Linked DNA regions of Homo sapiens: region 2 is linked to region 1. Evidence: chromatin loops called from intact Hi-C (ENCODE). Cell type or tissue: dorsolateral prefrontal cortex. All regions are shown on one strand. Links, peaks and the distances in the headings refer to the core of each region. The heading gives the core; the rest is flanking DNA.

Region 1 (16,173 bases), core at 2,632-10,631:
TATTTTTTGAGACAGGATCTGGCTCTGTCACTCAGGCTGGAGTGCAATGGCTCCATCTTGGCTCACTGAAACCCTGCCTCCTGGGCTCAAATGATCCTCCCACCTCAGCCTCCCAAGTAGCTGGGACCACAGATGTGCACCACCACACTCAGTTAATTTTTATATTTTTTGTAGATATGTGGTTTTTCCATGTTCCCCAGGCTGGTCTCAAGCACCTGGGCTCAAGCAATCCTCCCTCCTCGGCCTCCCAAAGTGCTGGAATTACAGTCGTGAGCCACTGTGCCCAGCCTTCTATTTATATTTTAGAGTTCTCTCTCTCTCTGTTTTATTTTTATGTCCCTCTTTCTTTACATTTAGTATCTTCTTTTCCTCTTCTGAAGCCATCTGTCTCTTAGTTATTTTTTCTTGTATCTCCTATTCTTTCACTTATTCCATTCCTATTACCATTAATATATGGGTGTACTCCACTTATATAGGTATATATCTAAATATCTGCTCATTGTTTCTATATTCCTGGTTACAATAGAAAAATCAAATTAGTATAGTCTGCAAATATTTAAGCATCACACATAACTTTCATCAAACCCATGACATATTTCAATAAAAGAGAAAATCATCCCTTCTCTCCTCCAAACCAGTTCTCTGAAAGGAGAACTTCCTTCCTCCGCCTTAGTCATGGGAAGTACTGAGAAGTTTATACCAGAAAATACATCTAACATTGTATATTTTGTTACTGGATAATGAATAGCTTTCTTGTTCTGCCTAGGGTTATCAGGTGCCAAACATTTCTAGAACAGTAGCCTCAGTAGGACAGCCAACCCTGACAATTCATTGTTTAAAAAGTGGGGGTTTCCACTGTGAAAAAACGATTTGAATTTTTTTCTTTTCATGTCTATAGGTTAAAATCATGCGTGAATTTTGATAATAAGCATTTCAATATAGTTCTGCTTTACCATAAAAGTGGAGAGCATGTAACAACATATTTTAGGAACATTAACTTGAATACAAAAAAATAAAAAATCCCTGTAGGCAATAGCACTTCCTGCTTCAAGAAAGAAATAAATCAAGGTAGTAGTGGAAGCAGGAGGCTGCATATGAACACAGTTCTGTTACCTGTAAACTATGTTCAGGTACATTTAACCATACGTTTAAACAGTGATATAGTCCAGAAGTTTTAATATGATATTGGCCCTGTATTCTAAAGGAGGTTTTACCCCGATAACTTTCTACCTGCAAAAAGAAATCAGACCCCAGTTAGGATGAGATTTTCCCTGGCTTTGTGCCCTGCTAGATAATAGAAATTCTTTTTTTATCATTCCTGTAATGTTGCACACTTTTTACTCATTGTATCCCTGAAAAAGATATGGCCAGTTGTCTGACTGCCACAGAGATCATCAATTGTTAAGGGATAGGGAAATGACATTTCATGATTTGTGCCAGGTACTTTACAAGGTGGTTTACACCTATTTCTTGGGATAATTCTTCTAGCTACAGATAAACATTTTACACATGGAGTACTGAGGCTTGGCTCTGAGAAGGTCAGTAAATTGTCCACATTCTCATAGGGATTAGGTAGCAGAGTAGGAATTGGAACTCCCACCATTCTGATCCTAACACTTCTTTTTTTTTTTTTTTTTTTTGTATTTTTAGTAGAGATGGGCTTTTACCATGTTGGTCAGGCTGGTCTCAAACTCCTGACCTCAGGTGATCTGCTCGCCTCGGCCTCCCAGAGTGCTGGGATTACACACTTGAGCCACCACTCACGGCCTCCTAACACTCTTGAACTTTTCATCACAGCTAAGAACATAGCTCAGATTTGGGTTTAAACACCCTGCTCCCATTCTTTCTCACAGCTCAGAGAGGACTTGGGTGGGAAGGTCACATAAAAAACTTGAGCTGGAAGGATGCCTCAGAAATGTAGTCTTTGGTTTCTCAGCCTCCAGCTTGCAGTGGAGCCAAGTCCATGGGGGTTGGGATGGAGCTGATGGAGCCAAAGTCCAATTCTTGCCATAGACCAAAGCTTTGACCACTTGACACCCATGTGTCCCCATCTTCCCACACTTAAACTTTCAAACCACAATAGCAACAAAAAAATGCTCTCTTGATGGCAATAAAACCATCCCTCATGCAAATGAGAATACTTTTTTCCCAAAGCAGGGACCGCAAATGTCATCAGTTGCAGCGTTCATCTCTGGGGTTTAGTCCTTCTTTCTTTAGTTTAACCACAGTCCTGTATGGTTTTACTATAACCTATGGACAAAATTATGAAGTTAACACCCACCAAAAAGCCTCATGTAAAATCGTGTTGCAGGACTTTTCCTTAATTCAGCTGAAGATGGGGTTCTTCGTCCCACAGCCATGAAAATTTAGGCTCGCCGACAATTTGAATGGTAAGACAGGGTTTTATGGCTGGGCGCGGTGGCTCACGCCTGTAATCCCAGCACTTTGGGAGGCTGAGGTGGGCAGATAACCTGAGGACAGGAGTTCAAGACCAGCCTGGCCAATAGACTGTCTGTATCTCTACTAAAAATACAAAAATTAGCTGGGCATGAGGATGGGTGCCTGCAATCCCAGCTACTCGGGAGGCTGAGGCAGGATAATCACTTGAACTTGGGAGGTGGAGGTTGCAGTGAGCCAAGATTGCACCATTACACTCCAGCCTGGGTGACAGAGCGAGACTCTGTCTCAAAAAAAAAAAAAAAAAAAAAAACAACAACCCAGGGTTTTACTGGGTAAAAAAGTTAGAAAAGATGGAAACAGGAACTCTCAGCTAGGCCAGGGTCCCCGTTAGAGGACTTCCTGCTCAGCCATTCGAATCCCAGTTTCCACACAGGAAGAGGACAGGCCAGGCTCCTCCCTGTTGCAAATACCATGAACTTGTGTGGCTCCTCCCAGTGTTCAGGCCGGTTGGAGAGGCTGGAGATTCTCTGGGGACCCTCTCCCACCTGGCTGTCTCAATAGTAGAAAAATGGGAGAGAGAAAAAAATAAGACACAGCGTGGAAAGAAGAAATAAGTTTGCTATAACGATGAACAGTGTTCATTTCCGCAACTGATCATGAAGTTTATTTGGTATTTATTGTGTCTATTTCCTCCTCCACTGCCAATTCTGTGATCTCTTTGCCTTCAGCAGGCTAGGGTGTTTATTTAGGGGGGGGTCATCCAAACCTTCCTTTGTGAATGGCATGAACCCTAGGAAGGTCCTTGTCATGTTGGTTCCCATGGTCTTCCACTGACTTTTACCACCTGACATGACAAGATTTCTGGGTTTGAGGAATATTCTCCCATCAACTGTATGATTTAACAGGAACTCCATTTCCCCTTGATAATCAGTCTACTCTTCCCAGTCAATGTGGTAAATCCCTCCCCTGCTTTTTTTTTGGATTGTTTATTCAGGGACAAAAGGAACCTGAAATGGCCAAAGGGTAGCTTTTAGTTACGGGAACACGGGTGTGTCTAATGGTGGAATAATTTTGTTCTTACGATCTCAGACGTCTGAACAAGCAGAATCACAGTCGAATAGATCATGATCAGACTTTTTTGAGTAAATTACTGGGTGGAATGTGAAGAGATGCCACTCACATTCCCACCATTGGCATCCAGAACAACGTGTTCTGACCATAGGAGAGACAGCACCCAAGATGGTCGGGTGCTGGTTCACAGCAAAAAAACCACATCAAGAACAACACACCCCAACCTAACAAATATTGCTTTTCTTTTTTTTTTGAGATGGAGTCTCGGCTCTGTCACCCAGGCTGGAGCGCATTGGCGCGGCCTCAGCTCACTGCACCCTCTGCCTCCTGGGTTCATGCAATTCTCCTTCCTCAGCCTCCAGAGTAGCTGGGATGACAGATGTGCACCAATATGCCCAGCTAATTTTTGTGTTTTTGTAGAGATGGGGTTTCGCGATGTTGATCAGGCTGGTCTCGAACTCCTGACCTTAAGTAAACCACCCGCCTCAGCCTTCCAAAGTGCTGGGATTACAGGTGTGAGCCACCGCACCCGGCCAAGTGTTGCTTTTCCACTCGGCCCTGGAGCTGAGTGTTCTATAGGCCAGTTGCTCAGGCAAGGTATGTGGCAAGAGAAGAGAACCATTTGACTGCCTTGATTCTTGTGAGAAACAATATTGTTTGGATACCAGGATGATGGACAAGGCAGATTGTGTTGCAGGAGGGAGCATAGCAGGCAGATAAGGAAAATTCTTTTATTTGAGACGGAGTCTCACTCTGTTGCCCAGGCTGGAGTGCAGTGGCATGATCTCGGCTCACTGCAAGCTCCGCCTCCCAGGTTCACACCATTCTCCTGCCTCAGCCTCCCAAGTAGCTGGGACTACAGGCGCCTGCCACCATGCCTGGCTAATTTTTTGTATTTTTAGTAGAGACGGGGTTTCTCCATGTTAGCCAGGATGGTCTCAATCTCCTGACCTCGTGATCTGCCCCTCTTGGCTTCCCAAAGTGCTAGGATTACAGATGTGAACCACTGCGCCCGGCCAGATATGGAAAATTCTTATCTAGCATAAGTCTTTTTCACTGTGGGCAATTTTTTGTCCCCTTTGTGATGAGCAGTTCCAACACAATCAACCTTCTGGTGGGTGTCAGCCTGGCTCTCCAGGGATGGTAAAAGAATGGGCTTCAAGGTTGATTGCTGCTGCAGGCAATTTGGATGCGTAGCAGTGCAATTGGCAAGCCAGCCCAGTGGCAATAGATAGGCCAGCCTTGGTGACAAGGAATCCTCTATGGGCCATGTCTTACCTTTATTCCAGCCTCTTACACTACTTTATTAATGAGCCCATTGAGCATAAACTGGGGTTGGTGGGGAGGAGGCTGACTGACAGCCAGTGTGGATTTATTTATTTATTTATTTATTTTTTTGAGACAGGGTCTCATTCTCTCATTCTGTAACTCAGGCTGGATTGCAGTGGCACGATCTCGGCTCACTGCAGCCGCCGCCTCCTGGGTTCAAGTGATTCTCCTGCTTCAGCCTTCTGAGTAGCTTGGATTACAGGCACATGCCACCACACCTGGCTAATTTTCGCATTTTTAGTTTCGGCATGTTGGTCAGGCTGGTCTTGAACTCCTGACCTCAGGTGATCCACCTGCCTTGGCCTCCTAAAGTGCTGGGATTACAGAGATGACCCACTGAGCCCAGTCTCTAATCACTTCTTTTACTAATTAATGATTGGGTAGGACTCAGTGGTAGTTTTAACTAAAGTGATCGAAACGGGAAGTACGTTTTCCAAATCATTAGTGGGCGAGAACAGATTCTGAGCAGAATTTTCAGGTGGGTCTGCCAAAGCAACACTGCAGAACTGTTCACTAGGCCTGTGGCTGACTCTGCTATGATCAGGGAATAGGGAACTGGGACACCAGCACACAGCTGATGGCTGTGGGCCACAATCTCGCTGGCATTCTGAATGGCCTGCACTTGTCTTGTCACCATCCATGATGCTAGAGCCCAGCTGTGGAGAGCTCTGTTAGAGCTGCTGCAGAAGGAAACAGACTACCCCCATGATGACCGGGCTGAGCTTGCCTGCGGCAGCCCTGACTCTACCTGCCAATGCTGCTTCTGCTTCCCAGATGGCACGGGCATCACCTGGGTGTTGCCTGCTTGATGGGAATCAGGCCACACGTGGAACCTGGGCCCTGAAGCTGTCTGCGGTCTCCAGCAGGCACTAGGCCCACTGGCAGGGAAATGAAACAGAACTGAATGAGCCAACCAAAGCTGCCAATGTGGCCATGTCAGAGTTTTGGAAATAAAAGGACTTAACTGATAAAATATGAGGAAAAGGGGAAAGGGATTGTTCAGGTGGGCTTTGAAGAAGAAAGAGATGGTTTAGGAAAAGGAGCTGCTACAAAGGCAGAGTTGGAGACAGAAACATGGAACTAAAACATAAGAGAGAAAGAAAAAAGACAGAAAGGCAGGAAAAAGCGAAAGGAGCTTCAAGACAAAAGGGAGTGCCAACAGTCTGAGAAAGAAAGAGGAGGTGGAGAGGATCTGGAATCCCCCTTTGGGAGAGTAGCCAAGGTTTGCGCAGCTACACCTTCCCCCCATTACCTACTACTGTTGCTCTTTTGAGATGCTGGGCAGTCTGTGAGATTTATGTCCTGGGAACAAAGTTAACAGAGGCAGTAACAAGCATAAAACCATAGGCTTTAAAAGTTTTTATCATTTTAAGTATTTCCTGTATATATTTCCATTGAAAACAAGAAATAAGAACAAGCTGATCTTTCCCTTTCTGCTTTAAAATGTCACTTTTCAGCAAGCACATATTCAGTTCAGTTGACACACACAAAGCCAAAATCCTGGCTGAGACACATTCAAGCTATTATCATCTTGGAATTTGTTACGGTAAGTCCTGCAGGGACTGTGTGGTGTTGAGTTGGCACAGACGCACCTCAGAGAAGCAGTAGTATAAACAGTTCTGTATTTGCAAAAGGAAATAAGAAAATAATTGAAAAAGTAAGAAATTTAGACCAAGGCAAGTAAAATTGGCTAAATAAAGAACTATTTCAAAATGGCCTTAAACAGAGAGGGCGTATCAAGCTGTGCTCTTCTCTCAAAGCCTCAATTTGTCATCTGTAAAATGGGAACAATGGTCCTTACTGCATAGTTTTTGTGAAGATTGAAGCAGATGATTTGGGTGATACAATTAACCCAGAGCCTGGTACAAAGTATGCATTCAATAAATGTTAATTATTATCATTGTTACCATTGCTAGCATGTTTGGTGTCATGGCAAGGAGTTCTCTCTCTCTCTCTCTCTTTCTCGGAGTCTCACTCTGTCACTCAGGCTGGAGTACAGTGGCGTGCAATCTTGGCTCACTGCTACCTCTTGCCTCCCAGGTTCAAGCGATGTTCCTGCCTCAGTCTCCCAAGTAGCTGGGATTATAGGCGCCCACCACCACACCCAGCTAATTTTTGTATTTTTAGTAGACATGGGGTTTCACCATGTTGCTCAGGCTGGTCTCAAACTCCTGATCTCAAGTGATCTGCCTGCCTCTACCTCCCAAAATGCTGGGGTTACAGGCGTGAGCCACCGCGCCCGGCCAAGTTATTTCAAAGATAAGTTTTAGGTAGCTAAAAGGAAAGAGTTTGCTCAATACTTAGGCTCTTTTGTCTGGCCTAGGCTCTGGGCTCCCTTCCTCCTTCCCTCCCTTCCTTCCTTCATTTCTTCCTTCCTTCCTTCCTTTTCTGAATATTTTGTTGTATTTATTGTTTATTTTATTATAAAAAGTTTTATTTTTATTATTTGTAAAAATTTTTGTGGGTACATAGTAGGTATATATATTGATAGGGTACATGAGATATTTTGACACAGCATGCAATGTGAAATAAGCACATTTCAGATGTCTCTGAGGATTGGAAAAAAAAAGCACATCATGGAGAATGGGTTATCCATCCCCTGAAGCATTTATCTTTTGAGTTACAAAAAACCCAATTACATTATTTAAGTTATTTTAAAATATACAATTAAGTTATTATTGACCTACGGAAAGAATGTAAATGCTCTTATAAAACAGGTGTACACTTCTGCCCCCTACTGGCAGTGAGCTATTTAGCAGATAAATAACCTTGACCTAATTGCAACAATCCCTCGATGTGGTATTTTATTTGGAATAGATGGTTAGACATATTTTGCATATCAACACGTATTCCAGAGTTAAACAATTTAGTTATAGAAGTGGTTAATTCCGTTACGATAATGTTCAACGAAAAAAGATTTTAGGTGCCTAGAAATTGGGTATACAGCCCACTGTATATATTTACATCATTTGTTTTATACAATAGCCCCATGAGGCAGATAGTATTATTATCCCCGTTTTGATTTGAGCAAATCGAGGTTCTAAAAGGGATCTGCTAGTAAGTGGAAGAACTGGCATTCAAACGTCAAGCTCCTCTGACTCACATTTGTGTCCTTTCCGGGCAGGCCATCAGGCCTCCCTAAAGAGGACGAACTCATCAGCAACATCAAAAGTCTGACTCTTGGCAGGTCTGATGTAATTACACATTGCACCATCTTTCCCTCACTTCATTTTCATTGAAAAGCAACTTGCAACCAAGTACACTAGAGGAGAGTATAAGCTCATGAGGGAGTGTGGAGAGGTGAAGGCTTTTTGTGAGCAGGGCTAGTCTAGGGGGAGCCTACAATGATCAGCTGCCCCCTGGGCACGTGTCCAGGGCTGGGTGGCCCACTGAGAAGTCTGGATAGCTCCCAAAGCCCTGCCAGTGAGTGGGGCAAAGGCTGGCCCTTGCTCAGCTTGGGTTTTCTGGCTGCGGGAATGCCCCCATTAGGCCTGGAGGTCCTGGCAGTGTGAAGGAACACCCTCTAACCCAGAGCTGATGCCTTTCCCTAATCTGCCCAAAGTCATGGCTTGTGCTAGCAGTGGCACCATATAAAGCATGGCAGGATGTCTTTACCTGTTTGCATGAAATTCACAAGCCTAGCCAGGGCCTTTTTCTCAGGCAAGGCAGAGGGCACCAGTGATCTGATTCCAGTCAATCCCCAGCACCACTACCATCAGCATATTTAGAGAATGACTCATTTAACTGGGTAGAAGGGAGAAGGAGGGAGACAATTAGTCACAGTTGGAGGTAGGAGGGCAGGAGAGAACTTCTTTGGAATTTTGGGATCCAAGAAGAGAGATAAATGACGCCGAGCTTCTTTGAGGTGATCCTGGAAATCCAGCAAGCCTCACAAAGCAGCTTTCATGCATTGCAGAAAGGAGTGGGCATTGAGTGGAAATGGCAGCCTGATGCAGGCTGGAGAGAGATGACTAATTTATCTGTCAAACTGGCAAGTTTAGGTATTTAGAAGTTCACTGGACCCCAGAGTGGGGCATGGAAGTCACCAAGAACTACAGGTTCTTTAAGGGACCCAGGGCCAAGAGGAGAGACTCCAGAAGTGGCACACAGCAGACTGTCCTCTGGGGGCTGAAACAGGGTGCAGTGACATTTCAGCAAGTTGCTGCAGTGAAGGTGGTAGGAGGCACCCTGACAAGCTGAGGAGGGCATTATAATGCAAGTGGGAGCATAGAACCAATGACAACCAAGGCTAATAATTTCAGACCTTTTCTCCATTAATCCGCAAAGGGCTATTGTATCAGATCCTTCAGGAGTTTAGAGTAAACCCTGTAAGAGGAAGAAAAATCAGACAAGTAACACCGAATAGAATGGAGTTTTCAACATGAATGAATGAACCATCACTAGGGTCCCGCGAGTTTACTTGAGAGTGGCCAGATGCAGTTGTTGGCATAGGGATTGGAGGCAGGCATTGTACGGTAGGGACATTTTGGAGTGTGTGATGTGAACTCCACATCCAGCACATACTGTTGCAGAAAATCAAATTGAGCATGTGGACAAGGTGTTCTTCACTGGGTGAGGCTTTAGAACAGCTGACGTGGGAGGCTTACTGGGTGGCAGAATGACAAGAATCAAAGCTAGAGCAGGAATAAGTGAGTCGTGGTGCCTGAGTGCTGAATGGAATGAGCGAAAATCATTTGCAGTTGAGTAACTGAGGATTAGAAGGGCAAACGATTTGCTTAAAGGTCATCAATGAAAGGGCAGGATTGGAACTTCTGTCTTCCAACGAGCAACCCACTGTTTCATACCTTTCCACATTTATCTTTTTGTGAAAACACACAGACACACAGCGAGCACAAGATCATGGAACCATAGAAACGAAAGGAAAATTTTATCTAGTCCTGTCTCTCAGCCGACTTAGTATTATGTTTTACAATCATCTTGGCAACCGGTCAAACTGCCTCAGCTAGAACATTTCCAGTGCTGGGAAATTCTCATACTTTTGGACACAGCTTAGTCTATTCATCCATTACTGGACAAACTGGCAATGGAGTTCTTTATAGGGAGCCAACATCTGCCTCCATGAATCCAACTCTCTTAGCCCTGCCCTCTAGTTCTGCACATAATCAATGACTTCCTCTTCCAAATCATAATGAAAATCACTCACTAATCAAGGACCTATGGTGTGCCAGTCACAAAGGGTGGCATTATGCCCACCCCAGGGTCTCTGGTTCATGTTCCAGATATCCCTGGTCTTTCTGCACCTGTATCGTTCTTCTCTGGACTGTCTCTAGCTTGGGAAGGTATAGAATCCATTCTTCCCTTCCAGATCCTCTAGGCCATTTATTTAAGAAAGTAAATCTATTTGGGTCCACAGAGAAAGTAGTTATGATTTTAAAAATATAAACTAATTTTAATGTTTAAGCCAACTGTACTAACACTAATTGATATAATTAGCAAGGTATACTTGTCAAGGATCACACAAAAGATTCCAAATTGCAGTTGGAGCAATTGTTGACCTAGATCATCAATTGAAATGGAAATGATATGTACATGCCCTTTCCTCAGTTTCAAACAAATTTAGCATAATAATGCTTATTATTATCATCACCGTCCCTAATTCTTACAGAATGTTTCAAGTGAATCAGGCTCATAGTGACAACTCTATGAATTGGATACGATGATCATTTCTAGCTTTTTGAGGAGGAAACTAAAGCCCAGAGAGGTGATGGACCTTGCCCAAGATCGCATGTCTAGAAAACGGTAGGCTTCAAGTCAGGCATTCTGCTCTAATGACTCAGTGGCAAAGCTGTTTATCAGCTGTGCCAGCTGTTTATCAGCCTGCCATGTACTGGCATTGACCCATCAGTGAATGTAAATTTGGTCACACCTAGAGGTCTCTCTCCCACTAACCTACAATCATTTCTTCCTTTCTTCTTTTTTGTTTTGTTTTTTTAGATGGAGTTTCGCTCTTGTCACCCATGCTGGAGTACAATGGCATGATCTCAGCTTACTGCAACCTCCGCCTCCTTGGTTCAAGCGATTCTCCTGCCTCAGCCTCCCAAGTAGCTGGGATTACAGGCAGGTGCCATCATGCCCGGCTAATTTTATACTTTTGGTAGAGACAGGGTTCCACCACGTTGGTCAGGCTGGTCTCAAACTCCTGACCTCAGGTGGTCCACCGCCTCGGCCTCCCAAAGTGATGGGATCACAGGCGTGAGCCACCTCACCTGGCAACCTACAATCATTTCAAACTCACCCGAAGTCTGATTCTTTCTGTGAATAACTCCCTTGCAATATTTTTCAGAATTAGATCTATAACAGCAGCATGCCTGGTACTAGCAGGTCCTTTATACACATTTATTGAATGATACAATTAGTGGCCCTGGCCCTGTTAGTTTTCAAGTCCCAGGTAAGATCAGATGCTTTTGAGTCCTGCTGTGGGGATGGAGGCAGGCAGAGGAAGAGGGTAAATGGCGATGTCTGGTCCACATGCCCCCACCCTGATGCCGTTCCTCCGCTCTGGGGCCTGCTGTGATGAGGTCACCTTTAAACCCTGTGCACAGCAGACTGCTCCTGCCTGGCTCTGAGCATCTGTGCCTTCTCTTTCTAGGAGAGGATTGCATCTCTCTTTTTATCTGCTGCTCTCAGTGAGGCTCCAACACCAGTGATGCAGTCATCTCACTGAAGTTGGTTTTCTCCAGGAGAAGCTGAGCCAAATGGAATCCACCAAGCCCAGCCGCAGCCGGAAGCCCTACTCCTCCCTTACCTTGCCCAGCCTCAAAAATACAGAATCTGGATCCCCCGGACTGACTCCTTCTTCCTTCTCCTCCTCCTCCTCTTTCTCTCTCTCTCTCTATAAATATAAATATATATATGTATAGATATACTACATCCATATATATATATATATATTTTGAGACAGGTTCTGGCTCTGTCACCCAGGCTGGAGTGCAGTGGTGTGATCTCAGCTCACTGAACCACCGCCTCCTAGGCTCAAGCCATCCTCCCACCTCAGCCTCCTGAGTGGCTTGGACTACAGGTGAGTGCCACCACACTGGGCTAATTTTTGTACATTTTGTAGAGATGGGGTTTTTCCCTGTTGCCCAGGCTGGTCTCAAACTCCTGAGCTCAGGCAGTCTTCCTGCCTTGGCCTCCCAAAGCACTGTGATTACAGGCGTGAGCCACCAGAGCCACCATACATATTTTGATTTTAGAGACTACCTCCCTCCCCAACTCCCATCCTCCCAGGTACCTTCTGATTCTTCCCTCAGCCTGATGTCCACTGTCCTCTCTCAGTGCATTGGAGCATCTGAAACCCAATTATGTAGAAAATTCCAGCTTCTTCCCGTGTTGTTTCTGGTTCTCATTTACATTCGAGGATGTGGTTGAACAATCAATTTACTGTTCCTGACAATCAGGGAAGACTGCCTGGAATACACAGAAAGACCTGATCATTGGAGATGAAGCCCAATTTCACTCACTTCGTTCTGTCCAAGCCAGTGTAACCTATTAAGCTAGCACAGTGGCTCTCAAGCTTCATCATTCACTAGAATCACCAGGAAAGCACATTTAAACATGGGTTGTTGGACTTCACCATCAGTGTTTCTGATTCAGTAGGTCGGGACTCGGGGGAGGCGAAAATGTACATTGCTGATGAATTCCTAAGTGATACTGACCCTGCTGGTCCGGGAACCATGCTTGGAGAACTGAAGCCTAGAGTGACTTCACTGTATTAGCCTGGATTGGTTTAGGAGATTAAAATTACTGCTACTCATTATTTAGTTTCTGGTTGTTCAAGGCAGGTCCTGGTGGGAATGTCTTAGTTCAGGCTTCCATAACAAGTACCGTTGACTGGGTGGCTCACAAACAATAGAAACTTCTTCCTCACAGTTCTGGAGGCTGGAAGTCTGAGATCAGGGTGCCAGCATGCCCTTTTATTTTGAAATAAATCAGTATACTTTTCCTAAGAACAAGGACATTCTCTTACATAACCAGTACAATGATCAAAGTCAAGAAACTTAACACTGATAAAATACTATTATCTAAACCACAATCCCTATATACAGAGTTCATCCATTGTCTCAACGATGCCCTTTGTAAGTAATTATTATTCTGGTTCAGGATCTATCATCACTCAGTGCATTTAGTTGTCCTTTTTAGATTTATTTAATCTCAAGTATTTCTTTAGAGTTTTCTTTCCTTGACTGTCAACAGTTATTTTATACAATTTCCTCAGTTTGGTTTGCTCCGATGTTTCCTTATGATTTGAGTCAAGTAATTCATTTTGGGCAGGAATTCCAGAGAATTGCTGTTTTTTTTTGTTTATTGTTTTTTGTTTTTTTTTTTAACAGAGTCTTGCTCTGTTGCCAGGCTGCAGTGCAGTGGCACGATCTCGGCCCACTGCAACCTCCGACTCCCTGGTACAAGCAATTCTCCTGCCTCAGCCTCCAGAGTAGCTGAGATTACAGGCACGTTCCACCACGCCCAGCTAATTTTTGTATTTTTAGTAGAGATGCGGTTTCACCATGTTGGCCAGGATGGTCTCGATCTCCTGACCTTATGATCTGCCCACCTTGGCCTCCCAAAGTGCTGGGATTACAGGCATGAGCCACTGCACCCGGCTTTGCTGTGTTCTCTTCAGTGCATCGTAATACCAGGTAATATATGTCAGTTTGTCCCACTATTGGTGATGTCCTCCCTGACTCAAGTGATCCTTTCACCTCAGCCTCCTGAGTAGCTGGGACAATAGGGGCATGTACCACACCCAGCTAATTAATTTTTTTGTAGAGACCGGATCTTGCCTTGTTGCCTAGGCTGGTCTTGAACTCCTGGGTTCAAGCAATCCTCCTAACTTGGCCTCCCAAAGTGTTGGGATTATAGGTAAGAGCCACCGTGCCCCACCCAAAGATCACGTTTTAAATGGGTGCCCCACCCAAAGATCACATTTTAAATGGCATGAGCACAAGCAATAACATAGGTGACCAAAATCTACCAAAGACTTTCTCATTTCTATAGAGCAAACTCTTTGCCCCTCCCTCCATAAGTCCTTCCAGAGTGTCTTAGTGGCTAGGAGAAAGTTTGAGCTGGGAGAGAGCTTGGATTTCATACGGTTCCCTGTTTTCCAAGTATGGGATGCTTACTACTGGTGAGAAAAAGATGATTTTTTTTTTGCACATTTATATTGGGTTAAATTGTGTCACTTAGTAGCAAAGGCTTTGCCATCTCAACAATCTTTTCAATCTTCTGAACACATCAAGTAGGAAGGCTCAGTTGAGTGCTATTCCGTCTTGTAGCCTGTCTTAACAATCTCAAACAGTTGCTAATTTCCTTCCTTCCCTTCCTCCCTCCCTCCCTCCCTCTTTCTTTCCTTTCTTCCTTCCTTTGTTTACAAAGAAAGGGATGGTTTTGGGTTCAGAGTCTTTGGCAGTATATAGTAATTAGTATATAGTAATATAGTAATATATAGTAGTATATAGTAATTCAATGCCTTTAGGTCAATATATTTTCCATTTTTACTGTGCATACGCATATATACAATGTATTTTAAAAGTTGGCTTTACAATATGTAGTTTTATCATTTGGTTTACAACTAAATATATTGTGAACATTTTCTCTTCTACAACAGTTAAAAGAATTGCATAGCTTGGAGGAAACATAATTTATTAAGCAGTCTTGTTGGGGACATTGAGGTATAATTTTTTTTTTATAAGGAGACTTCATTCTTTTTACAACACCTTTGGGAAAAAAATTGGAGTCCTTGTCTCATATAGCTTTCTATAGATGACGGAAACTTACCCTTCCATTTAGCCTTTTAACTTTCTTCTCTACACCCACCTAATCACCATCAAGTAACCCATTTTATGTTTTCCAACCTCTCTCTCCCATTTGCTTCCTCTTTCCTACCCAGTCTCCCTGCATACATGCAGATGAACTTCCATTCCTTCAGCCCTCTGTTTCCTCCCCTTAAAGAGGCTTTCTTTCCATTTAAAGAGACTATTTTAATTGATTTTTATCAACTCTACTCAAAACTGTATCCTAAGGTCCACATTAGGATTGGTCTTTAATAATCTGAAGATAATATTCAATTGTTTAAAAGAACTTTTAAGAAGACCTTGGTAGAATTACATGTATCAAGAAACATGACTTAGGCACAATGGAGATATGGCTGACTTTCTTTTGAAAAAAGAAGTAGTTTTTGTGGGGAGGGCAGGGCAAAGAGGTAAGAAGTATTTGGTACTACAAGGAAATGTTAGAGACCATTTTGGAAATGTATTCATTATTTTAAGGCAACTAACAAATGATCATCTTTCAGTTAGGACATTATAGCAGCAGCCTTTACTGGTCATGAAATTTGAATGATATCTAAAATCATATTTCTGGAAATAGGTCAATGTCAATTAATAGTAACTTTGTATAGAAAGGCAGATGCCAGCTAGCATATAAAAGTGGTGCATGCAGACGGTGGTAGTTCTGGAGTCCTGGGAGCCATGAGGTGCTCATCCATCACAAGGCCATCACAGCCAGGTAGAAATGCCTGAGGAAAGCAGCGGAGCTGCCCGTGCCAGCATTTACACATGGAACACTTCTTGGGCAGCCGGGTGTCATGGGGCACAGACCCACAATTCTCTTTGCGTACACCGTGCTCACAGTTCCATCCATAGAAGGAGGGGAGGCAGGCACAAAAGGACCCCAGCATGCAGGTTCCCCCATTCAGGCAGCAGGTTCTGTTTGGCTCCTTACTGTCCTGTATCCCCATGGGGGGCACAAGCTGGGAAGACCGAGGACGAATTGCAGGCTCCTCCTGGGGCTGAATGCTGTCATCTCTGAAGGCCAGGTCTCCCTGAGATGGACGCACAAGTTCCCGATGGCTCAGCCTTTAACAAGCAATTCAACGCCTTTAAAAAATTGCCTTTACTTTTACAGTTACTGGCTGTTTACTGAAAATTTCATATAATTTTAAATTTAGAAATAAAAACTTCACAGATGGAATTAAATTTCATATAATTTTCAGTAAACAGCCAGTAACTGTAAAAGTAAAGGTAATTTTTAAGATTACATTTTACTAAGTGAAGTAAAATAAGTGAGTCAATCTAGAGACATTTTAAGAACTTAAAACTTAGGTATGGATCTCTGGAAGAGGTAAGGAGAGATATGGCTCATAGTTGCGCAGATAACACAGGAATGACTCAAGTTTGAGAAATTCCAGTTGAGGCCAAATTCCTTAAAGGAAATTGACAAGCTGGTTGGCTGACTCTGTCTCTCCGCAGGCTTTCTCATGGAAACGTGGCAGGCAAACAACGATGCTGGCAAGAAATTGGACAAGCCGCATGAAGGCCTGGAGAGTTTTAAGCCCAGGTTGAGAGCACAGGTGTA
Region 2 (16,173 bases), core at 2,910-10,909, 380 kb before region 1:
TTTCATTTACAGAAAAAGGAGTTAAGCTAGAAAGTTGTTACTTACGTTGGACAATATTGGTTCCAAAATGAAGCCAATAGAACAATTGTAATTGTATTTGATTTTTATTACATGGTTAAGATGTATGTCCTGCTTTTACTAAACACAGGTCCTTTAATCCATGTAAAGTATTTGATTTGGAAAAAATACATATATTTACACTTCCGGATTTCTGACATTTCTGTGTAGTCCCTGTAAGTACAGCAGCAAATGTGTAATATCAAGGACATATTTTCAAATTTCTTCCTAGATACCACATTTCAGAAACATTGTGCATAAAAGGATATCTCAGTATAATGACAATTATTTATCTTAATGGAACTTAATCTGTGGCAGATAGGACTTCATTTCTCTATTGAGTCATTCCACAAATATTTATTGCCTACTTGTCCTGTGTCATAAGTTACCTGGATCTTAACTGTTCTATGGAGCGTGCCTTGTAAGTATGTAAACGTAGAGTTACAATATATTGTAGTATTTCCTTTCTGTGAATGAGATAGCCAGGAAATATGTAAATGATACAGCTTCTCTGGGAGTTGATGCCTGAGCAAAGACCTTTAACGAGAAATTCTGCTTCATATGTTTGAAAGATCAAGTACTTATGAGCTAGGTACACATGGCTTTGAATCCTGACTCCAAGTATTAGTTATACGGTATTGAGAATGTCACTCAATCTATTTGAGCTTGATTTTTCTCTTATATGAAACAGTGAGGATAAGATTTCCCTTGTAAGTTTTGGATGTAGATTTGTTTTCAGTATTAAAAATAATGTATGTTAAACATCTCACGTAATGCCTGGTATATAGCAAGTGCCCTATAGATGAGAAGCATCAAGGAAGAGGACATGCCATGAGTAAGGGAACAGTACTGTATGTGAAAGATATTAAATAAGAAATATCCTAATAAAAATCTGTCACTTTGGATTTTATGGTTGTAACTCAAAACCGGAATCTAATTGGTTTAAAAATATGAAGGGTTTATTGATTGATTTTAAAGTAAAACTATACAGTGGCTTAATAATATTGCCTAGATTTTCCTCATTCGAGCATGGTTGTCCCCAGCTCCTGGGTATACTGCCTTAATTATGTCGTTGGTCCAATACTTTCAGAAGTTCTGCATTTCCCTCTGATTGGGTTAGCTTAGATCATGCCACAACTGGACACATGTTCTAACCTGACTTCATTGTCACAAGGATCCCCAAATAGAGTTCCCAAATCTGAAATCTAGAATTCTTGGGATGTAGGGAATGAAGACTAGAGTGGCAACCATCAAATGTCTACTGCAGAACGTTGGAGGGACAATAGCTTCTGAAGATTTTTTTCTTTGACAAGCAATAGTGCAGGAAAATAATTTAGGAAGAATAATATAACTCTTGGGTTTAATAATTATGTATCTGATGTTTAGATGACATGGTATAATTGAAAGAATATGAATTTTGAAGTCAGATTTTGACAATGCTACTAGCTTCGTGGCTTAGGGCAAGGTGTTATGCTAGGCCACTACATGCAGATTGGCCCAGATCCATCCTTGTAGCCTCAGTTTCTTTATTTATGTTAAGAAGATATCATATAGCTCAGGGTTGTTAAGAGGATTCAATGATACACATCGTTACTGTATTTACTTATTGAGCACATACCGTATTTGAGGATAGGGCTAAGCACTGGAGTTACAAATATTGAAATAAGGCATGCTAGCTGCCGTTCCTTGATTTACCTGGAAAATATGAATACATAGCAAATAGTATCCACTATCATGAATTCTAAATTTTAGGATAGTGACATACCTTCTATCATTTATACTAATACCTTTTTTTAAAATAAATTGAACTAGCATCTTGTTGTTAATGTTACTAGACTTGGAGCTAATCTTTCTTGTTTCTTTTTTTTCAGATGACTGTCCTATATGCTTGAATGATGTTCATTCAGAGTGTAACTGAATTTAGATTGTAAAACTTTAAAATGAACTTCAGAGTTAGATGCAGTTAAACTATTTGTTACTGAGGCAGAATGATGAAGGCATCCTAACTGATTGGTTTGTCACTATCTTTCACTGTCTTTCTGGTTGTATTTATGGAAATCCCTAAAATTCTGAATGGACACTTCAGACATTTAAAATATAGCCAACAGTAAAAATGGCCTTCATGTTAAATAACTTCTAGTTGATTTAAAGACTAGTTTTAGACTAAATTATTTGTTTTATGGAGACTATAAACATTAGTATAATTGATATGTAATATAAAAGATTGTCCTAGCCTTAAAAAGTGATCCATAAATTTTTCAGTGAGGGTTTAGATAAAATAAAAAATAACATTTGAGAAAGAGGTTGCCACTTTAATACCATCTATTTTATGTGGACAGTGCATTTAAGCTTGAAATTTCACAGGTAATAAATGTAGCTGGATAGTAACTTATATTCTGTTGATTCTGTGTACATTGACTCTTGAGATGAATGTTACAAGAATTTTAATTTTTTTTAGATGACAGATGAAAAGAGGTATTTAATGTTTTTATACAATTAGTAGCATTAGGATGGATTGCAAATCAGATGCTCTTTTGGAGCTCTGTGTATAATATTCAGGACCTTGTGAGGTCACAGTGAGCAGGGATTTATATTCTTAATTCCTTTTTTACTTTTTTTGGATACTCTGATATGGCCACATTCAGTTAAGTATTTAGAGTAAGTGGCCAAAATATTTTATACTTTCTCTCTCTCTCTTTTTTTTTTTTTTTTGAGACATAGTCTCACTCCGTCACCCAGGCTGGAGTGCAGTGGTACGATCACGGCTCACTGCAACCTCTGTCTCCCGGGTTCAAGCCATTCTCCTGCCTCAGCCTCCCAAGTAGCTGGGATTACAGGCGCCCGCCACCATGCCCGGCTAGTTTTTGTATTTATAGTAGAGACTGGGTTTCGCCATGTTGGCCAGGCTCGTCTTAAACTCCTGACCTCAGGTGATCCACCGCCTTGGCCTCTCAAAGTGCTGGAATTACAGGCATGAGCCACCTCGCCTGGCCTAGATACTTTTTCAATTGTGAAGGACAAATTTTTTATTTTAAGCAAATATTTATTAAGTGCCAGATACTAGCCCATGTGCTGGAGATACAACAGTTAAAGTATTTATTGAAAAAAAAGAAAAAACTATTGAGTGCTAGCTGTGTGACAGACATTCTAGTAACAGTGATGTGAGGAAGGTACTATTATCCAAGCTCAACTTTAAGTTGTAAAATTAGTGCACACTCTTAGTGTTTTGCTGTTATAACCTGCTAGAAGTTGGGATCTGGAACTGATGCTGATTCCACCACCAAAGAATGTATGGTTACCATGGTTACCGTAAATTGTTGTGAATTCTATATTTTGGGGATTTAAATGGTAGATTTTACTTCATTGTGTTTCAAATGGCAGAAAAAAGACTTTTTCTTTTTTTTGTTTTTATTTTTTGAGACGGAGTTTCACTCGTCACCCAGGCTGGAGTGCAGTGGTGCGATCTCACCTCACTGCAACCTCCACCTCCCAGGTTCAAGCGACTCTCCTGCCTCAGCCTCCCAAGCAGCTGGGATTACAGGCATGCACCACCATGCCTGGCTAAATTTTTTTTGTATTTTTAGTAGAGATGGGGTTTCACCATGTTGGCCAGGCTGGTCTTGAACTTCTGACCTCAGGTGATCCACCTACCTCGGCCTCCCAAAGTGCTTGGATTACAAGCATGAGCCACCATGCCCAGCCCAGAATAGATATTTTATGATGCATCATAAATGTTTGTTTTATGGCTGTGTCATGCTTTTTATTATTTTTAGGGAACTTCTTAGCTCCAAAATGTGTGTTCTTATTTTTGAGTTTCATTGAGAAAATACTGTTGTGTATTCTGAAATCAATGGGAATGATGGTGCCGTTCCAACAGCGATTCTTTTCAATTTGGCATGTGCATACTACCATGTGCCGTAATTCTCGTGCTATTTTTTATATTTGAATTCTAATTAGAACCCCTCATTGTATGCAGTCAAGTTTGATAGTGGATAAGTTTATCAAAAAATTCAGTTAAAGCAAGCAATCAGTAAAAAAAAAAAAATACATACATGCACACATACATATACATGTATCTATTATATATACATATATAATATATATATTTAGCAAGCATAGGTTTTTTTGTTTGTTTGGGTTTTGTTGTTGGTTTGAGACAGGGTCTCACTCTGTCGCCCAGGCTGGAGTGCAGTGGCATTATCATGGTTCACTGCAGCCTTGACCTCCCCAGGCTTAGGTGATCCTCCGACCTCAGCTTCCCAGGTACCTGGGACTACAGGCGCGTGCCACCATGCCCAGCTAATTTTTGTAGAGATGGGGTTTCGCCATGTTGCCCAGGCTGATCTCCAACTCCTGGCTCAAGCAATCCTCCTACCTTGGTCTTCCAAATTGTGGGGATTACAGGCGTGAATTACCATGCCCTGCCTCAAGCTTAGGTTTTTAAATTTTAACATACAACTGTTAATTTGCTGGCACATAAGGCTTTGAATATGGGTCCACTGATTAGATTCTTTGTCCCCTAATATAACCCAGACTCATGCTGTACTATTTATGATTTTTAGCATTTTAATGTACTTATAAAACAGTTTGAATGCTGAATTCTTCTAGATTTTTATGATTTTTCTCTCAGTCTTTTACAGTTCTTTTCCATGGTCAAATAACAGCTTATCCTAGTGACTTGTTTTAGTCTCTAAAAATACTTAGTTTACATGGAAATAATTCTTCTCACTCATGCCATTGTTTTACATGACATTCACTTAAACTATATACTTACCAAGTACTGTACCAACTATATTACCAAATACTATACCAGACAAATTTTGATAAGCATAAAACTCACTCTCTCCTGAGAGAGGAGCAGGAGAAAGTGGCCTTCTAGCCATGAATGTTCATTGTGCAGTAGGCATTAACTTTAGGTTTCTCAGAGGGAAGGAGAAACATAGATTTAACCAGCAAATTGGATAAGAAGGACTCTTCTGTATAGTGCTGTGGGTACCTTTTATACTGGGAAAACTCCAGCATTCAGGTTGTGGTGACATCATTTGACCATAACTGAGTATAAAGGCATTATTGCCATGTTAAGCCTTTTTCTGTTCCCTATTCATTCATCCATCATTTTTGGCATGTGATTTTTAAACACTGGCTTTTAGTTTCAAAGTGGATAAAATACAGTTTAGATTAAATTTACATTAAATTTTATAATATTAGTGCATTATAAATGAAAAGAATTAAGACATTGTTTTAAAAGAACTTGCCGACCTCTGGATCTCAATTTGAAAATCATTGTCTTTTTAGAAACCTCTGTATCTGTTCCAATAGCATTCTTTGGAAAACAGGCAAATCTCCTTATTTGATATTTTCCTTCTTTTCTGTGCAGCGTGCATGATGTTCACATTTGTGAGAAACTCCTATGGAAATATTCGGGACTAGGTTTTACTACTCCCCCTCATTTTTTCCCCCACTTGAATGTGTTTTCTAATTCAAATCAAAGTGATGATTGTCTAGGGAAATACAACTTGGATACCTTTAATGTATGTAAAAACGTTTTAAAATCAGTTATAACTTTGAGTACTTACATTAATAGCATGTTCCTTGTGACATTTTTTACAACCTTACACACGAGAACTATTGCTAAAGACACCTGATTGAACATTAGAATGAAATTCATGAGCTATTCAGTGGGGACAGGAAACTTATTTGAGTTGTTTGAAATACAGAGAATTAATTTTTGTTTGTGTTAGAACATACTTTGCTCAAAGACTTCTGACTAAGATAGCAATCTTTTTGATTGACACCATACATGTTTTGTAGAGGTCATAATTATACCTTACTTTTATTCTGGTTGCTTGTTTTAAGAGGAATGTTAACAAACTGGAGCATGCTCCAAGGAATCTGATCAAGATGGTAAGGAAGTTTGAAACTATGTATTAGAGGAACATTTGCAGGAACCAAAAATGCTACTAGCTTAAAGAAGAAAAGATTAGACAGTGGGGGAGCTGTACACATGATCACTGTCATTGGGTAATTTAAGGCATTGGGAGAGGTAATACATTTATTTTTACGACTCTAGGGGGAGATGCAACACCAGTGTTTGTAAGTTATGGAGAAACAGTGTATGTTCAGAAAAGGAAAGAGGAATTTTCCTTGTAATTGTCAGATTCCAAAAATTCTTGTCTTTCCATATTTCTTATTTTATTTTATTTTATTTTTGAGATGGAGTCTCACTCCATCTCCCAGGCTGGAGTGCAGTGGCGCCAACTCAGCTCACTACAACTTTCATCTGTCAGGTTCAGGTGATTCTCCTGCCTCAGCCTCCCTGGTAGCTGGGATTACAGGCATGAGCTGCAATGAACTTCCTTCAATATGATCAGATGCATCAGCTACTTTTTTTTTTTTTTTAACTGTTTCTGGGTACTTTTATAATCTTCTGCTCTGGAAATGCTGCTGTCTAGGCCTGCTGTGCGGCTCTCATACCAGAACTTTTCTTCTATCTTCATTCTGGAAATTCCCTTCACTTGTAACCTATGTTAGATGCTCTGTTTCCAGGACCCCCAACATTTCCGTTAGCCTCCTGATGAAAGGTGAATGAGAGGTCATTTTTGAAAGCCACAAAGCTGAAAATGTTTTATTCTGCCTTCTTTTTAAAAATTAGTTTGCCTACATTCACAAAGGTGAAAATACTTTACCCTTGGAACTTTCAATATATTGCTTAGTTGTCTTCAAACCTTCAGTGTTGCTGTTGAGAAGTCTGATGCTATTCTTATTACTGAGTCTTTCTGACCCACTTCTTTTCTTCCCTCTTTTGGAGTATGTAAGATCTTCTTTTCTTCCTGCTGTTCAGAACCTCATATTGAAGTATTTTGGTGTAGGTCTTTTGTTCAGTGTTTTAGGCTTTTTTTTTTTTTTTTTTTTTTTTGAATTTGTTTGGAAACTCACGCTTTTTATAGTGCAGACATATTTTCTCCAATCTTCTTTTTTGGGGAATATAAAAGCCTGTGATGCCACTGTTCTGGGAACCAAGTTGAGGGAGGTGACTGTCATTCTGTGTGTTTGATCTTAGATAATCCTCCAGCTTTCCACATGGTCCCTAACAAGAGTCTTCAGCAGTGTCTTGAGTTTGAAGTCTCTGTGGTATAACCTCTTTAAAACTTTCCTTCAGACTTCCCACCTAGGGCTGGTGGGAGTATGCTTTTGGCTGTTAAGGAACTGGAGAGTCTAATGATTTCTGACCCCACTTTAAGCCCTCACCTGTATCCAGTTCCTTCAGTAAATCTTGATATGTCCTGTGGTGGGAATCAGTTTCCAGTTGGCTTCTCCCACCTTTGCAGAAGCTTCTGTTTTGGCTTTCTCCATAAAGTCACTTACTGCTGGTATTTTGTTTTTAAATCTTCCAAATTTTGTTATTCAAGAACTGTCGTGTGCTTTTGGACTCTTCTCTTGTTCTCTGACGCTCTGTTTATTTTAATTTTTGTGGGCACATAGTAGGTGTATGTATTTATGAGGTACACAAGATAGGAGTTTTGATACAGGCATGCAGTATGAGATAAACACATCATGGTAACCCTCTGTCTCTTGTGGGTTAATACCTTCTTATTCCTTTACTGTCATTTCGTTGTGGGTTTGGGCATGTGAAGAGATTTAGATTTTGTCCACTACTTTTTTTTTTTTTTTTTTTTTTGAGACAGAGTCTCGCTGTTGCCCAGGTTGGAGTGCAGGGGCGCGATCTCTGCTCACTGCAAGCTCTGCCTCCCGGGTTCACGCCATTTTCCTGCCTCAGCCTCCCACGTAGCTGGGACTACAGGCGCCCGCCACCTTGCCCCGCTAATTTTTTGTATTTTTAGTAAAGACGGGGTTTCACCATGTCAGCCAGGATGGTCTCGATCTCCTGACCTCGTGATCTGCCCGCTTCGGCCTCCCAAAGTGCTGAGATTACAGGCGTGAGCCACCGCACCCAGCCTTGTCCACTACTTTTAACTAGAATGCCTTAATTAGGTTTAAGTCATAACTTGAATATTATTTTTTAGATGCTTGCTCTAAGTGTTACAAGGACCTTATGGTGTAGTATTTGTGGCTTTCCCAGAAACTCAGAATAACAATAGGGATTTATATCATGCTTATTATTATATATAGAAAGCTAAATATATTCAGTTTTTTAATGTTGGACTCTGGATAGACGAATATTTTGGACTAGCCAACATATACGGTGTCTTGGCATCAATAGTTTGTAGATTTGATAACCTACTAAAGGCACCTTCCTTCCATCTGTTCTAGATTTTAAATGTATAATTTTATGCTATGAAACATATGTAATATTTTTAGTAAATAACTAGGATGGGCTAGATCTAAATGTCAACTTTATTACTTTCTGCCAGTATTATTGGCAACTACATAAACTTCCACAGGTTATTAAAAATATTTTTACCAGCTTCTCCCACAGCAGGAGAAAAACAATTAATAAAACTAACTAAATAAGCTTTCCTACTTACTCATCCAGCACAGATTGTTATTTGAATTGAACAAATGGTTATTTGCAAGATTGTTTGAGGCCTAGTTAAGAGCAGCACACTGATGGACATATGGAATGAGCCACACCATCTGGTTACAGTCATACCTGGGTGGTGGTCATTAAAACTAAATCTCCTGGGGATCTGCAGATGTCTTAATTATACTACAAAAATGTATTGGGCTGCACCAGTAGGCTACTTTGAACTTCTTGAAACCAGTTAACTTGCAAACATGTTTTCAAGATATCAAAACTGCAGTTATTGAGTCTTTTTTTTTTTTTTTTTTGCACAAAACTGAAGACTTAAAATGTGTATTTGAGGATCTGGAATGGGTGGTACTTCAGTATTGGCCCCATGAAAGTAATGTGGTTTACTTACCCAACACTTTCATCCAATAGTTATGACTAATATGACAGAAAAGTGTTTTATAAACCCTGAATTCACCCTGTAGCTAGAAGGGCTTTAGCAAAAAAGGGAAGTGACCTCAGGTTCACATCTTAAAAATACTTGTTTTGATTCACTGCAGGATTTTATTCACTTAAATGATCAAATTTGGTAGGTGAAGATAGTCTGCTAATGATAAATTTAATTACTCTAAAAATTGTGGTTACTATAGATACTAACACGAAATCAGGACTACAGTTTTTTTATTTCTTGACATACGTTATAATTTTTTGGTATGCAGTTCTGTGAATCTTAACATATGTATAGATTCATATAGCCACCACTCAAATTAGAACATGCAAGTTTTCCATCACCCCAAAAAACTTTTAGCCCTTGTTTTTACTGTACTCCTGGCAATTACTGATCTGTTCTCCAACACTGCAGGTTTTGTCTTTCCAAGAATGTTGTGTAAATGGACTCATAACTTTTCTAGATTGCCTTTTTTCACTCAACATATTATCTTTAAGATTAATCCAAGTTAGTTGTTGTTTATCTTAATAGTTTGTTCCTCCTTGTTGCTAAGTAGTATTCCATTGCTTGTTTGTTTTTCCATTTTCTGTTTGAGGAGTTTCTAGTTTTTGATATATATGAATGGAAATGCTGTAAATGTTTATGCTCAAGTTTTTGGGTGAACGTAAGTTTTCATTTCACTTGGGTAAATATCTAGGGCTAGGTTGTATGGCACATGCATGTTTAATTAAAAAATTGGCCAAGTTTTTTTGGTTTTGTTTTGATTTTTCCCTTTTACTTGTGGAATTCCGTTTTCTTTTTTTTATTATACTTTAAGTTTTGGGGTACATGTGCACAACGTGCAGGTTTGTTACATATATATACACATGCCATGTTGGTGTGCTGCACCCATTAACATTAGGTATATCTCCTAATGCTATCCCTCCCCCCTACCCCCACCCTCCATTTTCTTTTATGGTCACAATTGAAATTGTACTATTGATATTAACATTCCAGAGTTAATCAGTATTTTAATCTTCTGTTAATACAAGGTCTTTAAAAATACAAAGTAGTTTCATTTAAGTGGTGTTTCTTTTTTTTTGAGACGGAGTTTTACTCTGTGGCCCAGGCTGGAGTGCAGTGGCGTGATCTCGGCTCACTGCAACCTCTGCCTCCCAGGTTCAAGTGATTCTGCTGCCTCAGACTCCTGAGTAGCTGGGATTGAGGACTGCCACCACACCTGGCTAATTTTTCTATTTTTAGTAGAGATGGAGTTTTAACCATGTTGGCCAGGCTGCTCTCGAACTCCTGATCACAAGTGATCCACCCGCCTGCTGGGATTAAGATTACAGGTGTGAGCCACCGCGCCTGGCTCATTTAAGTGTTATTGTTGGTAAACATATTATTTGTCCCTTTTTTCCTTCTGTTAGTTGGATGTTACTGTAATAAGATGATATTTGTTTAGATTTGCCAGTTTACAGTTTGCTTACCCCTTAGCATCTCAAGACTTTCTTGGGTCATTTTTCTTCTTAAAGTATATACAGTATAAGCTTCTTTAATGAAGATCTCTTAGTTTTTTTTTTGTTTTTTTTTTTTTTTTTTTTTTTTTTTTTTTTTGAGATGGAGTCTCACTCTGTTACCCAGGCTGGAGTGCAGTGGTACGATCTTGGCTCACTGTAACCTCTGCCTCCTGGGTTCAAGTGATCTTCCTGCCTCAGCCTCCCCAGTAGCTGGGATTACAAGTGTGCGCCAACATGCCCGGCTAATTTTTGTATTTTTGTTGTTAGTAGAGATGGGGTTTCACCATGTTAGCCAGGCTGGTCTCGAACTCCTGAGCTCAGGTGATCTGCCCACCTTGGCCTCCTAAAGTGCTGGGATTACACACATAAGCCACCGTACCTAGCCTAGTGGGTTTTTTTGTTTTGTTTTTTATCTGAAGATACTGTTATTTTGATCTTATACTTCAAACATAGCTTTGCTGGATTCACAAGTTATTTTTTCTTACCACTTGAAGATAATATTCCATGGTCTTCTCCCTTCCATTGAGAAGTCTACTACGAGCCAAATTTTGTTCCCTATATTTTCATTCCAGTTGCTTTTAAGATCTTCTCTGTCTTTGAAGTTTCACCGAATCGTTTCTTTTTTTTTTTTTTTTTTTGAGACAGAGTCTCGCTCAGGCTAGAGTGCAATGGCGTGATCTTAGCTCACTGCAACCTCCAACTCCCAGGTTCAAGTGATTCTCCTGCCTAAGCCTCCTGAGTAGCTAGGATTACAGGCACCCGCCACCATGCCCAGCTAATTTTTTTTTTTTTTTTTTTCCAGTAGAGATGGGGTTTCACCAGGTTGGCCAGGAACTCCTGACCTCAGGTGATCCACCTGCCTCAGCCTCCCAAAGTACTGGGATTACAGGTGTGAGCCACCGCACCCAGCCCAAATTGTTTTTAAATTGGATTTTATTTATCCAGATTTTGATGAGCTGTGCTTTTTATATCTGTAGATGCATGACTTTTATTGGATCTGAAAAAAATCTCAGTCATTATCACTTCAGTGTTACCTTCCAGTTCATTAATTCTCTCTAGTTATGTCTAATCTGCTCTCTACCTGATTTGGTGAATTTTTAATTTCCACATTTATAATTTTTCATTTCTGAAAATTCTGATTTTTAAATTTGCCTCATTCTGATAATTACATATTTCCTGCTCATTTTTACTCCATCTTTCATTTAATGTTTCCTATATACTATATTTCGTAACTGGTAATTCAGATAGCTAGTCTTGGAGGGAGGTGGTGTTAATCTTTTGCATTTACTGACTCAAGCTCATTGGTTTGTTTCATTTTTGTGCGATAATTTTTACTGCAGCCTCATATTTTATTGAACTTAATATTTGGAAATCTTGATAGCTTAAATTGAAAATGCATTCCTTTAGAGAGAATTTGCGTGTTCATGGGATCCTAGGATCCTATGTAACCTGAAGGTATTTTATTTCCCATCCAGGGTCTTAGGTTTAACTTAAGAGAGATATCTGAGGTTGAGCTCTCTCATCTCGCCTTGGCTATTGTTGGCACTTGCTTTCTGAACAACATTGCTTCTTGTGTATAACATGGGACACATTTCTGGTTTCAGCTTAATTTTTAATTTTTTGTCTTTCTTTTCTGTGGGGTGGGGGATCCTTAGAGATTTCCCTTTCTGAAAAGTTCAATAGTATGTTAATAGTCGTAGGGTTTTCGGGGGGTAATTTATGGACTATCATATTGTAGTAGAGGAGCCTTTTCAGTTTGCCATACTGTTGGAAGTAGAAATTAATGAGATTAAATATGTAAAGTGCCAGTCTAGATACTGTATACATATTAATTTCCTACTGCCTTATTAACTTACATTTTGCCAACCAGTTCATATAAGAGTGCTTTATATTATATAGTTTATTTTTGGTTATTTGTTGTGGACACTTTCCTTAGTCTGTTTTCTAACTTAAATTTTAATATATATTCTATATGGATTTTAAACATGTATGTTTACTTTGTTGTTTATTGTTTCAGAGAGAGAAATATTTATTCTGTTTTCTGTTGTTCTGAAAAGAAAGTTATGCAAGATTGAACCTTGGTAGAGTTTATATCTTAGTAGAGAGCCAAAGAACTTCCATGAATTTCTTTTGCTTGGTAATTTACATATTTATTATATTTAGAGCAGTGGTTCTCAACTGCAGGGGTTTTACCCTGTGGGGGATATTTGGCAGTGTCTGGAAACATTTTTGATTGTCACTGTTTGATGAAGGGTGCTACTGACATTTAGTGAGTAGAGCCAGGAATGCAGATGCTGCTCAACATCGTACAATGCATAGGACACCCCTCCACAATAAAGAATTATCCAACCCAAAATGTCAATAGTGTCAAAGTTAAGAAGCCTTGATTTAGAGAAATCAAGATAAGGTGTTGATGCTGGTGGGTATCACAGGATTTGCGAGGGAAGGTTTTCCAGGTTTTAGAAAAATGGAAAGAAAGCCTTAGAATGGAAAACCGCCCTCCTTCTGTTAATTTCTTTTTCTAATTCTTCAGCATAGACGTTCACATTCATAAAGCCAAGACTAAAAATCTAAATTTTTGGAATACTACTGCTAGTCACTTGGACTTTCCATTATTTCTTACCCTTTTTTTCTACTGCAGAGTAAGTTATCTTTATTATAGAAAACTTGGAGAGAATAGAAAATTATGAATAGAAAAAAATTCATTCGATCTCGTCACTTATATACAAGACCTGTTAACATTTTGGAGTATTTGGTTTGTCTGTTTTTTTTTTGCTGATTAAAAAAATTAGCTCTGAGAATACTATATAATTTTTATCTTAAAAAGTTAAAGCACAATTGTAAGTGCATAATGTCATACTTTTTAAAATTGTTATTTGTTTAACCATTTCCTCTTTGGTGTGAAGTGTTTCTGATGTTTTCCTATTATGAATAATGTTTGGTGAACATCTTGTACATAGGTGGTCAGCTCTATTTCCAATTCTTTTTTTAGAATTGATTCCCAAAAGTGGCATAGCTGGGTCAAATGGGAGTAATGAGGTTCTTAATAAAAATTGGTGAGTTTATCCCACAATCAGTGTTTGAGACTACTCATGTTTTGGCACACGGGTGGGTAGGGTGGGGTGTGGGTGGTATAGGGGCGAGACTACTCATTTTCATTGCAACTCATCACTCTGAATGCTACTTAAGACATTGATGGAATCAGTCTTCAGCTTTTTCTCAGACTCTTATAAGCATGTAAAATCCATGTACAAAGCTTTTGAAGGCTAAAAAATGAAAAATCCATGTACAGCCTTGCACTGAGATACAGTTAATATCCCTGAATAAATGGAATATAAAAGAGCAATTAGAGAAAGCAACATGAACACATAAAATTTCCTCATGCTTACTCAATTTATGTAATAAGTGTAGCCTTGTAAAATTGTCTGCCATTTTGTAAATTGAATCTCATTTTGAGTGTACTGAGAGAGCTCATTTGAATAAATCCTGTAACGAGTAACAAATCCTGTAATAGATTTCACTTGGAAAAAATGTCCTTTCCACATTTGGTTATGAGTACATTCTGGTTGTACTTGTTTCATAAGTTCAAAATGTTCACTTATTTAGGTAATATGAATACCTTCTTTGTGCATTAATATACCCTGTGATATGATAGGGCCTGGGATATATTTACACACTGTACTGCATTTGTGAGATTACATATGTGTGACGTAACTTAAAAAGAGTTAGGGTCAGCTTTATGAATTGTTGTTTCCTCATTGAACAGTTTGAGAAGTATACGGGTATAGTTGTTTGCTCCAAAATTTCCAAAACATACATCCTTTTAATAGTGTTTGATATGTCCTCATCAGAAAGTTACTCCTTTGCCTTTTCCATTTTTAAAAGGAGATATTACCAGTAGGTGGAAAGGTTAAGGCTTGTCTGGAACAAGGAGGAGATATTACAGAATAAGGAGAGACAAAGTTGCAAAGTGAGAAGGAAGGAGTAGAGGCATTTGAGAGAACAATAAGATGTTAATTCCTTTGCGAATTGTTTTGGGGCAAGGTAGAATGTATTTTATCATAAATGATTAAACCCTCCCTGAAAGGGGTGGATTAGTGTTCTCATAATACTGATGAGTTGGAAACAAAGTGTTGTGCCCTAAGTGAGTAATAATGACTTTTCTAAATTTTCACTTTTGGAAATTTATTTACTTATTTATTTATTTATTTGAGAGTCTAGCTCTGTTGCCCATGCTGGACTGCAGTGGTGCAATCTTGGCTCACTGCACCCTCTGCCTCCCAGGTTCAGGTGATTCTGCTGCCTCAGCCTCCCGAGTAGCTGGGACTACAGGCGTGCGACACCATGCCCAGATAATTTTTGTAGTTTTTAGTAGAGACAGGGTTTCAACATGTTGGCCAGGCTGATCTCGAACTCCTGACCTCAAGTGATCTTTCCACCTTGGCCTCCCAAAGTACTGGGATTACAGGCATGAGCCACTGTGCCCGGCCACTTTTGGAAATTTGAAACTAGTCTTTAGAGCCTTATTTTATGATTGCAAGCTTTAAAGGTACTTGCAAGTTACTACTGAGGTTGTTTCTTCAGAGTTAGTTTTGAGAGTTTTTTTTTTTTTTTTTTTTTTTTTGAGACGGAGTCTCAGTCTGCTGCCCAGGATGGAATGCAGTGGCGCAATCTCAGCTCACTGCAACTTCCGCCTCCTGGGGTCAAGCGATTCTCCTGCCTCAGCCTCCTAAGTAGCTGGCAAGCGCCACCACACCTGCCTAATTTTCGTATTTTTAGTAGAGATGGGGTTTCACCATGTTGGCCAGGCTGGTCTCAAACTTCTGACCTCAAGTGATATGCCCACCTTGGCCTCCCAAAGTACTGAGATTACAGGTGTGAGCCACCACACCTGGCCAAGTTTGAGAGTTTTACCAGAATAAAATTTCGGTTACTTAGTTCTTCTTGTTCAGCCTTTATTTCCCTATTTTATGACAACAGAAGGAAAAAATGAGTATAAAATTTAAAGCAAAACAAAACAACAACCAAACCCAAGTTAACTTTTCCCTACTTTGAAATTCGAAACAAATGAAGTGTAACTTGTCTTAATTCAGATCATGATCTGAAAGATGACATTTATCTGTGACAAGGGGGAGGGAGAAAAAGAAGCAGTGAATTGAGGAGCTTCTCCTTTGTGTTTTGACAAGCAAAAATACTTTTTTTTTTTTTTGAGACAGAATCTTGCTCTGTTTTCCAGGATGGAGTGCAGTGGCACGATCTTGGCTCACTGCAACCTCTGCCTCCTGGGTTCAAGCAATTTTCATGCCTCAGCCTCCCGAGTAGCTGAGATTACAGGTGCATGCCACCACGCCCAGCTTATTTTTGTATTTTTAGTAAAGACAGGGTTTTGCCATGTTGCCCAGGCTGGTCTTGAACTCCTGACCTCAGGTGAGCTCGTCGTCTCGGCCCCCCAAAGTGCTGGGGTTACAGATGTGAACCACAGCACCCAGCCCAAAAATACCGTGAATTTCTAGAATGTTACGCACCATATTTAATTATTCAAAATGTTCCCAAAATATTTTTTAAAAACTTCTGGTACATTTATTATTTTATATCATTGTTAAATATCCTATTTAATTAGTGTGAATGATTACAAATTGACTGACAAATTCTTTAAAAATATTACTGCAGTTGGCCGGGCGTGGTCGCTCACGCCTGTA

The links. Hi-C counts contacts between places; a loop is a spot of excess contacts. Peaks named below come from ENCODE experiments on the same cell type or tissue, not always from the same donor. Only the 100,000 strongest peaks of a DNase experiment are listed, where the experiment ranks them.
Region 2: a loop joins it to region 1, with 3 times the contacts of the local background. A loop is called at or near these places in 9 of 110 quality-filtered maps.

Annotation. Positions count from the first base shown.
Region 1 is chr2:227,854,882-227,871,054 of GRCh38, forward strand. It overlaps the pseudogene CRIPTOP2. Among named protein-coding and RNA genes, the nearest start is that of DAW1, 8.7 kb to the right of the region's middle. RefSeq lists an enhancer at 5,546-6,045. In dorsolateral prefrontal cortex, for the core only: CTCF peaks have their summits at 5,427, 7,538 (motif pointing left) and 7,738; a DNase peak (open chromatin) is centred at 5,400; H3K27ac peaks cover 4,029 bases.
Region 2 is chr2:227,474,151-227,490,323 of GRCh38, forward strand. The region is part of intron 1 of AGFG1 (ArfGAP with FG repeats 1); the gene reads left to right. Among named protein-coding and RNA genes, the nearest start is that of AGFG1, 10 kb to the left of the region's middle. In dorsolateral prefrontal cortex, for the core only: a CTCF peak has its summit at 6,104; no DNase peak of the experiment used is centred there.